2 separate regions of the Homo sapiens genome follow, and region 1 is linked to region 2. Evidence: read pairs that join two places in POLR2A ChIA-PET (ENCODE). Cell type or tissue: GM12878. All regions are shown on one strand. Region 1 overlaps JARID2 (jumonji and AT-rich interaction domain containing 2). Region 2 overlaps JARID2 (jumonji and AT-rich interaction domain containing 2).

Region 1 (5,000 bases), 110 kb before region 2:
TCAAATGCCACAAGGTCTATCTATGGTTCGCTTCATCTCACTGAATATAGAAATCATACCACATAGCAGCAGCCATGATGGTGCTCAAGCCATCACGGTATTATCTCAAGTGGAGAAGAAGAAACCAGTAAGAAAGTGAACATTCTGGCTGGGTGCAGTGGCTCACGCCTGTAATCCCAGCACTTTGGGAGGCCAAGGTGGGCAGATACCCTGAGGTCAGGAGTTCAAGACCAGTCTGGTCAACATGGTGAAACCCCGTCTCTACTAAAAATACAAAAATTAGCTGGGTGTGGTGGGGCACGTCTGTATTCCCAACTACTCAGGATGCTGAGACAGGAGAATACCTTGAACATGGGAGGCGGAGGTTGCAGTGAGCCGAGATCACGCCACTGCACTCCAGCCTGGGTGACACAGGGTGGGAGACTTCGTCTCAAAAAACAAAACAACAACAACAACAACAACAACAACAAAATGAGCATTCTAACAGCCACTACAGACAACAGTCTTTGTGCGAATCATGTGAGGCCTTCCTCAGTTCCCAATGGAGAAGCTGAATACTCAACTTCCCTGCGGGACACAGACACCAGGGACTTTAGTGCTATAAATGAAACCCCTTCAGTCAGCAAGGTGCTTGGCCAACAAAACAGCACTGCCATACTTAAAGTCTTATTTCCATGTTCTCTAAGTGGATTTCAGAAAGACTCAAGGACTCTCTAGAAAGTAAGGAGAAGGCCAGAGATGACTCTGAGAAGTACTACTGAATCTGTGCCAGTACTCACTGGCAGCAAAAAGGAAGCCTGCCTTATCTTCAGGGAGGGCACAACATGGTCAGAGGCCAGCTGGCCTGTAGCAGGGAGAATCCTCACAGCAAAATGACCTACAGTCTTATTAATAACATCTGATCAACGTCACAGGGCCAATAAAAGTGATCCATCCTTCCCCTCCTCAGACCTCAAAAATTTCAGGGTTTCAGATTTCTTCATTATTAACTGATAAACTATCCCAACAAATGAAACAGGTAACTGACTCTAGGAGAAAACCAAGCATATGCAGAACGTTAAGGCCACTGAAAGCCCCTAGGCAGTGATGACACCGTTCTCAAACATACACTTTCACTACTGCTGCTCTCAAAAACTAAGATGCAACAACTCCCAGAGACCCTCAAAAAAAGTTGTGTACCACTGGAGACAGTGTGATTTCCTCCCCAAAGAGTTTACATAATGTAAAGTATTCCCATTTTGCTCAAGGAAGCTCATTATTAGCACCATAGTGTTCCTTGCAATTGGGGGATTACTTAATTGCTTTCTGGCAGGTTAATCCCCTTTCATTCTGTGACCTCTAAATCACCCCAGGCTTTTGCATTTGCCCTACTTAGAAATCCTAGTCCTCAATACTCAAGGCTAGGACCACATCAAAATATGTGTTCCTTGCCAATGAGGCCAGCAACGCTCTTTAGAAAAAACACCACAGGTTGGCTGTCTCTTCTATTACCTGTGGCCGATTCAGCTGGTCTTTTAGACAGTTCCACCTAAATCCAAAATCTAATAATCTTCCTCTCCACTACCTCTGCCTCAATTCACTGGAAAAAATGGTAAATAAATGTACAGTTGGACCTCTGTATCAGACACTTCTGCACCCATGGAATCAACCAACTGTCGATCAAAAACATTCAGGTAAAAAAAGGGACGGTTGCATCTCTACTGAACACATACAGACTCTTTTTTTCCTTGTAATTATTCTCTAAACAATATTATCTAACAAATTTACACAGCATTTACATTGTATTAGGTATTATAAGTAATCAAGAGATGATTTAAAGTATACAGGAGGATGTGCATACATGCAAATACCATGTGCCATGTTACATAATGGACTTGAGTATCCATGAATTTTGGTATCAAAAGGAGGTCCATAAATCAGTCCTCTGAGTTATCAAAGGATGCCTATATGTGGATGATCGCCTCAGGTATCAATTCTGGGCTATTTCATACCCATTAGCTCTGCAACAACTATGTGCTATAGACTCTAGAATATCCATTTCGCAGATGAGGAAGCTCAGGCTGAGAAATATTTAAATCATCTGCCCAAGACATGCCAGCCTTCTGCCAATGCCCCTAGAAAGAACTCCCTGCAGCCTCAATCGATTTTCTGCAGAGCTGCCAGTAACATCTTCCTAACCTCATAGGTGTATTATGATGTCACCCCTGACTTGAAGAACGCCAAGGGATACTCCAGTAACTAGCCCAGGGCATGCAGAATCTGAGGCTTATCCTAACTTTCTTGCTTTAACTCCAGGACCTCCAACATCAATCCATGCCTTGGCAGTTGCTTCTGCAGAACCCCTTCCCAGCACTATCCTCTTTCTGCAAAGATTCCTAATGCACTGTAACGCGGAGACCCGCAGCAAATGTCAGCATTCCTTTGCAGCCATCCCAGGGCCTCTCCCTTCCTGCTTTAATGGGTACACACTTCTATCCCAGCATTTTCACGCATTTATTGTTATATCCTCAATTTCACCCACCACCAATACTGCTTTCCTGTGTCTAATCTGTTTTCTAGGTGTCTAGCATACAAAAAGAGTTTAATAAAGGTTTGCTGAATTAATTAGCAACTGAATGACAGCTGATCACTAAAGATTCTGTAAGACAGAAGAAACAAAAGGCAGGCAGTTCCAAAACAAGACAGCATTGCTTCACAACGGCTGACAGTAAGGATATTTACGAGGAACTCCCCATAATAACACTCTCTTCACTGTGCCGAGCCGTGACGCTGAACTGTGATGCCCACGGTCATAGGAATGAACTGTGTATGTAGGTTTGCATGCTTCAGGAGTCCCCTTTGGGAATCCCCTTGTTTGCAGTGCCCCGTAAAGAGGAAAATGTAAATAAGAGAATCATTTAACCTGCCAGTGCTCTGCTACATTAAGCTCTTTTTAATCTGTTAATAATCATAGTCAGAACAAAGAGGAGACGACAGAACTCATTAAGAATAACCAGAGTGGTGACAGGGAATACGGCGATGGTACGAATCACTGCATGCAGCAAGCGCAAAACCCTCTTCCCCGCGTGTGCCAGTGAAAGATACTAATTATGCCTCTGGCAAGAGACATGTGGACCCCTTCAAAGCAGCTATTTAAAGATAAATACACTGCGGGCAAATACCTCGGGCCGGCTGCACTATTCATCCCATCCTCCTTTCCTGTAGAAATTTTAGGTCACAATATTAAATAGGAAATGAAAGAGCCTTGCAGACTTAGCTGGTAGTGTCTTAAAACAAATTTGTTTTAGATTTCTAAAGCTTTTAACCTCAGAATGACTAGCTGGGTGTTTACATATCTATACTAATCCCAGTATTAATAGTATAGGGTTTTTCCTCCCCATCTCAAAGATTTCTCACTGTCATTAACAGATAACAAACAAGGTTTAAAGAACTCCACTCGCTGTCTTTCCCTTGGCCTCACGATTTATTCTCTTCCAAATCCCAAAGAAGTGCCGAGAATATTAAAGGTAATAATTGAGGACTGGAGAAGGGAAAAAAAAAAAAAAAAAAGACCTGGATCCTTAGCAACAAACATCACTTCCAGGTGTTTGATTTGCTTCCTTCATTATTTCTGCAGCCAGACTTTCTTCCCTATAAATAATGAGCATATTAAAGACTGCCTTCTTTACCCCTCACAGTGCTCGCTGTCACCCAAGGGTGATGGGCTGACTGAGCTCTTTATGGTGAACACTAGAGGCTTGGGGATGTGACAAGCTATGTTTGCTTTGGAATCAGCACGAAAAAAGAACAGAATTAGGATGCAGGTGTAAGAAGGTTAATCGCATTCCCAACTGTCAACTTTGCCTGAAAGGGCTTCAACAAGGTGAAGATTTAACTAAGGATATGCGTCATTAGCAGTGGATATCAAAAAGGTGGAAATCTCTCTAAATGTGCATCAGGAATTAGATAAATTATGAGACATTCACCAAATGGAACATAAGCTATTAAAATGAAATGACAGGCATTTTTGTGACAGTGTTAAGTAGGAAAATCAGACTGCAAAAACGAAAGTATAATGCAATATCATTTCAGGAAAAATATGTATTATACATGCACACAGAATGCTCAGTAAAATAGTCACAAACAAGGTAATTAACAGCGGTCGTCTCTGGGAGATGGTGGAGATGCTATTTTGAATGCATTCTTTTGCCTACTTCTTTACCTTTCTTCTGCCAATATTCCCAAGATGAACAGGAACTACTTTTATGATTGTAAAAAAAAAAAAAAAAAAAAGCTTAACATCCTGTTTTTCTTAAATTAAAATGGAAATAAAATTATTAAAGTACCACAACAACAGGGATCACTATGTAACCTTTGTACACACTGAAATACAGGTTTTAATTAGCTCAAGAAACTACCTATCTTGATGCTATCTAGATATCCTAGATAGAAAAGATGCTATCTAAGGCCACCAAATCCATCAGATTTTCAGGGTCATGAAGCTATAATAAGCATCATCTGTCATTTGGGGTTTGTAGAGTCAGATCAGGTAAACACACTTATCCTCCCGGGAAAAAAAAATGGTATTTTAAAGCTAGGATGACTCATTTTTAATACCTCAGATCTAAAAAAAGTATAAAAGAAATAGCAAAACAGTACAATATTGTATACGAACAGAAAAACAAATAACAAAGCCTATTTTTATTGCCTAGCTCATATATGAAATTCATTTCCAAAGGTTCAGAGCATTTTTTTAAATTTGTTTTAAACATCTCCTAGGCTTTAATTATTTAAGCCTTTTTTGTATTTGACATCTAAAAGAAGTAAATTTTATCTATGAAAAGATGATTCTCTTCTGTCTGGAATCCTGAAACTTCAAAGCCAGGTACTTACTTGGTAATGTTTTCTCTAGATGGCATTTATTTGAACAATAAATAAGCATGCCTCCGCAACTAAAAGACTCTCCAGGTTTCCCAGAACCTCAGAAAATATAATGTTATAAGATAGTGCACGCACAAGTA
Region 2 (5,000 bases):
AAATGAATTCTGATGGTTTAAAAGGTTAAAATACTGAGAAGAATGCTTGCTTGCATGAAACAAAATAATCATTTCTCTCATCATCAAGCATGTGCACTTCTCCCATACTTCCCACCACCTCCCCACACACATTCTCGTTAAGTCCTGCATTTCATCAACATACTTCCTTTCTAAATACTTTCAAAAGGTTTAGGATAGCATTTCACCACCTACCTGGGTCCTTCTTTTCCCCATATCCTCATTCTGCCCATAAATTATAGCTAAATTCTCAACCCAACTACTTAAATATATAGTAGCTGCTGAATATTTAGTTACTTCACATGTGTTCTCATGTTCTTAACCACGAAATGTCTCAGGGATGACAAATACTGCTTTAAGAAAACAGTCTACCTATCTTTTCTTCTGATATAAAATATTACAATTACTGCCAGGGAATGGTGGCTCACACCTGTAATCCCGGCACTTTGGGAGGCTGAGGCAGGCAGATCACAAGGTCAGGAGTTCGAGAGCAGCCTAGCCAACATGGTGAAACCCTGTCTCTACTAAAAATACAAAAATTAGATGGGTGTGGTGGCAAGCACCTGTATTCCTAGCTACTTGGGAGGCAGAGGAAGGAGCACTGCTTGAACCCAGGAGGTGGAGGTTGCAGTGAACCGAGATCACACCACTGCGCTCCAGACTGGGTGACAAAGCAAGACTGTCTCAAAAAAAAAAAAAAAATTACAATTACTTCAATAGGAATAACTTGACCACTACAAGCTGGTCACTACAAGCATCCAGACGTTGTTAGAGCAGAACAAACAAAATCAAGCAAGGCTCCTGGAGATCAAGACAAAACGATGGCTCCACATCCCCTCTCCCAGAGAAGTGGGTTAGGTACACAGATGCATCAACCAAACGCGTAAAGGCAGAAAGGAAGAAAGAAAAAAGCCACACCAAAGCCTACTAATCTGCCCTGCAAACCCAGAAAATCATAAGCATGTTAATTGAAACCAGAATCTGAGAAAGCCAAGCAAACTTAAAAGGGGTACAAACATTTATAACAAGAGGAGGCGACTCATGGATTTAATTACTTCCACTATATATGACAATTAAGAATAAATGGTGGAAAACCACAAAACAGCAGACAGTAAAGAAAAAAGTTAAATGCTGATTGCCATTAGTGTTAACTGGAGTTTCTAACACCTGCTATAAGCTACTGTGTAATAAAAAATGAATTACTCTCCTAATGAATAAATGAATATCTTAATGGAAGCCAGGATCTTTGGGAAGCACATTTAAACTATTTTATGCCACAAAAGTAATGTTCACCAAATAGATGCTTTAATGCGCATTTAACTAGATGAAAGACCCTGAACCTCTAAGCGTCCAATCTACATCTGACAACAGACTTTTATCAGACAGGAAAAATCACTGAATAATAATTCATTATTTCTAATACAGACAGCTGAACGACAACAAAACCACGAACACTTACGGAATGTATGTTTCATATATCACCACTCCATGAAAGAAAAGCTAACTTATCCCAAGTTGCAAACCTGGATAAGCAGCAGAGCAGAGATTCAATCCCAGGCAGTTCCCTTCCCAAGGCTTCATCAGTGTGAGCCTTCTGGTCCACCCAAGGCTCAATGACCCAGTAACAGACTCCCAGCAACCCAAGGGCTGTGCTGAACTACAATGTTGCCCATGTAACTCTAAGAAAACGTAAGAAAATGGAATTCTTTCTCAGAAAATTTCCATCTAAGAGGAATAAAGTCAAAATCGGTATTTTAAAGGAAGCAAACTTATAAAAGCTAGAAAATGTATAAAATGCACTTATGGTCTTATTTCGGTCCCAGCAATGGGAACGAATAATATTAAATAAATTAATATGTTTAATTATGAACTGAATTTTAGTTGAAAATTCCAAGAGGTTGAATTACTTTTCCATATACTACTTCCTATCAAAAGCTCTTTCTCAATTACACAGGAAAGGATGGGAATACAGTAACTAGACCAAGATCAATGAGTAAGCTCGAGCTCCAGATTTTCAATTAGAGGACAAATAAATTAACAACGGTTCTCTAGCTGAGGTGCAACTCGTAATTGACAGCAGATCACCCCAGGTTTCCATATCAGAGTTGGGTAGCCGGAGGTACCAACTTGGTGAATTTTTGTACTTCCAAAAGAGATTCAGGTACACATCCCTGCTTAACAATATTAAACTATGCTGCGTTCCTAAATCTGCTCCAGCACCTCTTGAAAAGACCTTGAAAGACAAGAAACTTATCTACATATATAGATAAGCAGCATACAATCAGTCTCAAAAGCTTAGAAATGAAGAAACTATACTAGAAGCTTCTAACAAACATCACAGGAAAGCAGTAGGAAAATCTGCCAACTATCATTCCTAAGCCTAGAAACCAGCTGCTGCATTAAAAAAACAAATTACACTGATAACTGATATTTAACATGCATTATATGATTTTGCAATAGCAGCAAACTTACTTCCCTAATTCAATTGAGCTTGTCAAAAAATTAAAATCTTCAACTATCCACACAAAAGAATGATCATAATCCAAAACGGCAGGTAATGCAATGCCTTCAAAACGTTTTTTGATATTTTTATTATTATTAATAGCATTTTTACAGAATAAGCTATTAATAAAATTACATTTCAGTTGATGTTCATAGAATTACAATAATTAAGAAATTATTACAGAAAACTTCATACAAGTAAGAGACAACCTGGGATTAAAATTTTTTCCTGGGTGGAAATCTATAAAGAAGGTAAAATAAAAAGCTGTGCATCAAATAATCTGCATACTCATGGTAAGAAATAGTCATAGATCATTTGTTTCTACAATCAGAGACTGAGGAATGGGAATGTTTTGGACTTAAATTGTGATGCTTGCACAACCTAACAGTTAAAAAAAAAAAAAGAATTGTACACTTTAAATGGGTGAACTGTATATGGTAAGTGAGACATAGCAATACAGCTGCGTTGGTTTTTTTTTAAACCAGAGAGCTCAGACTTTAGTAGGACTCTCAGTCACGTTTTTTAATTCCATTTTTCATTACATCAGCCGAGTCTGACAAAGCCACACACACTCCACATCCCAAGGTAAGCAAGTAGGGAAATTCCTATATGCCAGAGTGTGCTTTATCTAAGTTACATGGAACATGACAGAATGTTAGAGAGGAAATTATACCCACTCAAGCACCACCCACTGAATAAAAATAACAGAATTAGTAAACATCTCCCTCTTTCATCTACTTTCCAAAAACGCTTCAAGGGTCCACCACTACCACGAAAGTAAGTTTCACAGCCACCCTTGGAAATTTACAAAAAAAAAAAAAAAAAAAAAAAAAATCACTACATACTCCCAAGTAAAACAGATTATCATGTACTTCCTTAAAATTCAAGAGAATTTTGCATTCAACGCCCTGTCTGTCTGAAAGGGTGGCTCCCACTAACTCTCAGGTCCGGGTCCTCTCCGCAGGATCAGCAGCACCGAGCTTAATAGTCTGGAGCTATTTATTAAGTAAAAGGTCCTCCCAGGTAAATCTAAAAGTAGCATACAACAAAACCAATGTCTTGTAATGTAAGTCCAGGGCACCGAAGTTATTCTCAAAACAACTGCTTTGTTTTTTTAATCTAACAACTCACCACCAGCACTTGCTTGTCTAGCTGGCTTATAGTCTTGTGATCATTATGCCAAGATCAATGTACATTAGTCTAAACAATCTGATCTTAACCAGACCCTGCTTCTGTCAAAGATAACTGAAGAGCAACATTAACTCAGAGAACATCTGCTCAATGTTGGGGGACACAGTGACAGGATACCGGCTGCCCTTCCTCTCCCTCCAAATACACCAAAATGGAACCACACTTAGCAGAGGCCTCTTTGACTGCACAATAGCCTAATTTTATAGCAAGAGACTATCATACTTTCAATACACATCCAACTCTTTAATGTAACTTCAATGTGATTAGGGGCTAGGGAGGAGTTTTTAATGGGATATTCACCATCATTGTATTCCACCAGCAATAATAATACACACTAAATTTGGTTACATTTGAAGAGAACTTAATGACACTCTTCCATCTGGAATTAAATGGGAAAACCCCAGAAATCACAAAACCAAAATTTGAAGAGCATGCTCATGAGCTTTTTTTTTTTTTTAAATCCTTAACTAGGACTGTGAAGTAAAGCAGCTATTCCCTTTTTTTTTTTTTTTTTTTTTTTGACGGAGTTTCGTTCTTGTCGCCCAGGCTGGAGTGCAATGGCACGATCTCGGCTCACTGCAACCTCCACCTCCCGAGTTCAAGTGCTTCTCCTGCCTCAGCCTCCCAAGTAGCTGCGATTACAGATATGAACACCACACCCGGCTAATTTTTGTATTTTTAGTAGAGATGGGGTTTCACCACACTGGCCAGGCTGGTCTCAAACTCCTGACCTCAGGTAACCCGCCCAAAACACTGGATACCACAAAATGTCTTGGCCTCCCAAAATGTTGGGATTACAGGCGTGAGCCACTGCTCCAGGCCTAACCGTCACTATTTTACTTCCCAAGGACTCAGTAAAGGCGTCTTCAATCAAAGCACCTCAGTAATAATTTCCTAACTTAGTACTAGTACTAAACACCTAAATTATGGGTAAGTAACGACACAAAATAACGAGGTGGGAAAAGGTCAAGATGCATAATAATGTTCACTTTGAAGAAGAAGCTAGTTGAATAATTTTATGGAAAATTTTGCCAGTATAAACCACAAATTTTTCTATAATTTTAACAAACTAGAAAAGTTAATAGAACTTAATAGAATACCCCCCATTAAAAATGTGTATATTCTGAATAAGCAATTCACTCCTTTTTATCATAAGGAGTTAATTATGAAGGTGCACTAAGCTCACTACTTTGTTACTTTCAACAGCACAGAATTAGATCAAACTAATTCTAATTAGTTTGAATTAGATACCCCAATGCTAGGTAGGTGCTAATAAATTCTAGGAGGC

The links. ChIA-PET counts read pairs that join two places held together with the same protein. Peaks named below come from ENCODE experiments on the same cell type or tissue, not always from the same donor. Only the 100,000 strongest peaks of a DNase experiment are listed, where the experiment ranks them.
Region 1: POLR2A ChIA-PET joins it to region 2 with 7 read pairs; 7 of 35 experiments call an interaction of 5 or more read pairs at or near these places.

The regions. Positions count from the first base shown.
Region 1 is chr6:15,456,151-15,461,150 of GRCh38, reverse strand. All of the region lies in intron 4 of JARID2 (jumonji and AT-rich interaction domain containing 2), which reads right to left. Among named protein-coding and RNA genes, the nearest start is that of DTNBP1-AS1, 87 kb to the left of the region's middle. RefSeq lists an enhancer at 1-178. In GM12878, no CTCF peak of the experiment used is centred here; a DNase peak (open chromatin) is centred at 2,811; H3K4me3 peaks cover 1,092 bases; H3K27ac peaks cover 1,184 bases.
Region 2 is chr6:15,342,460-15,347,459 of GRCh38, reverse strand. All of the region lies in intron 1 of JARID2 (jumonji and AT-rich interaction domain containing 2), which reads right to left. Among named protein-coding and RNA genes, the nearest start is that of JARID2-AS1, 96 kb to the right of the region's middle. In GM12878, no CTCF peak of the experiment used is centred here; no DNase peak of the experiment used is centred here; H3K4me3 peaks cover 348 bases; H3K27ac peaks cover 1,203 bases.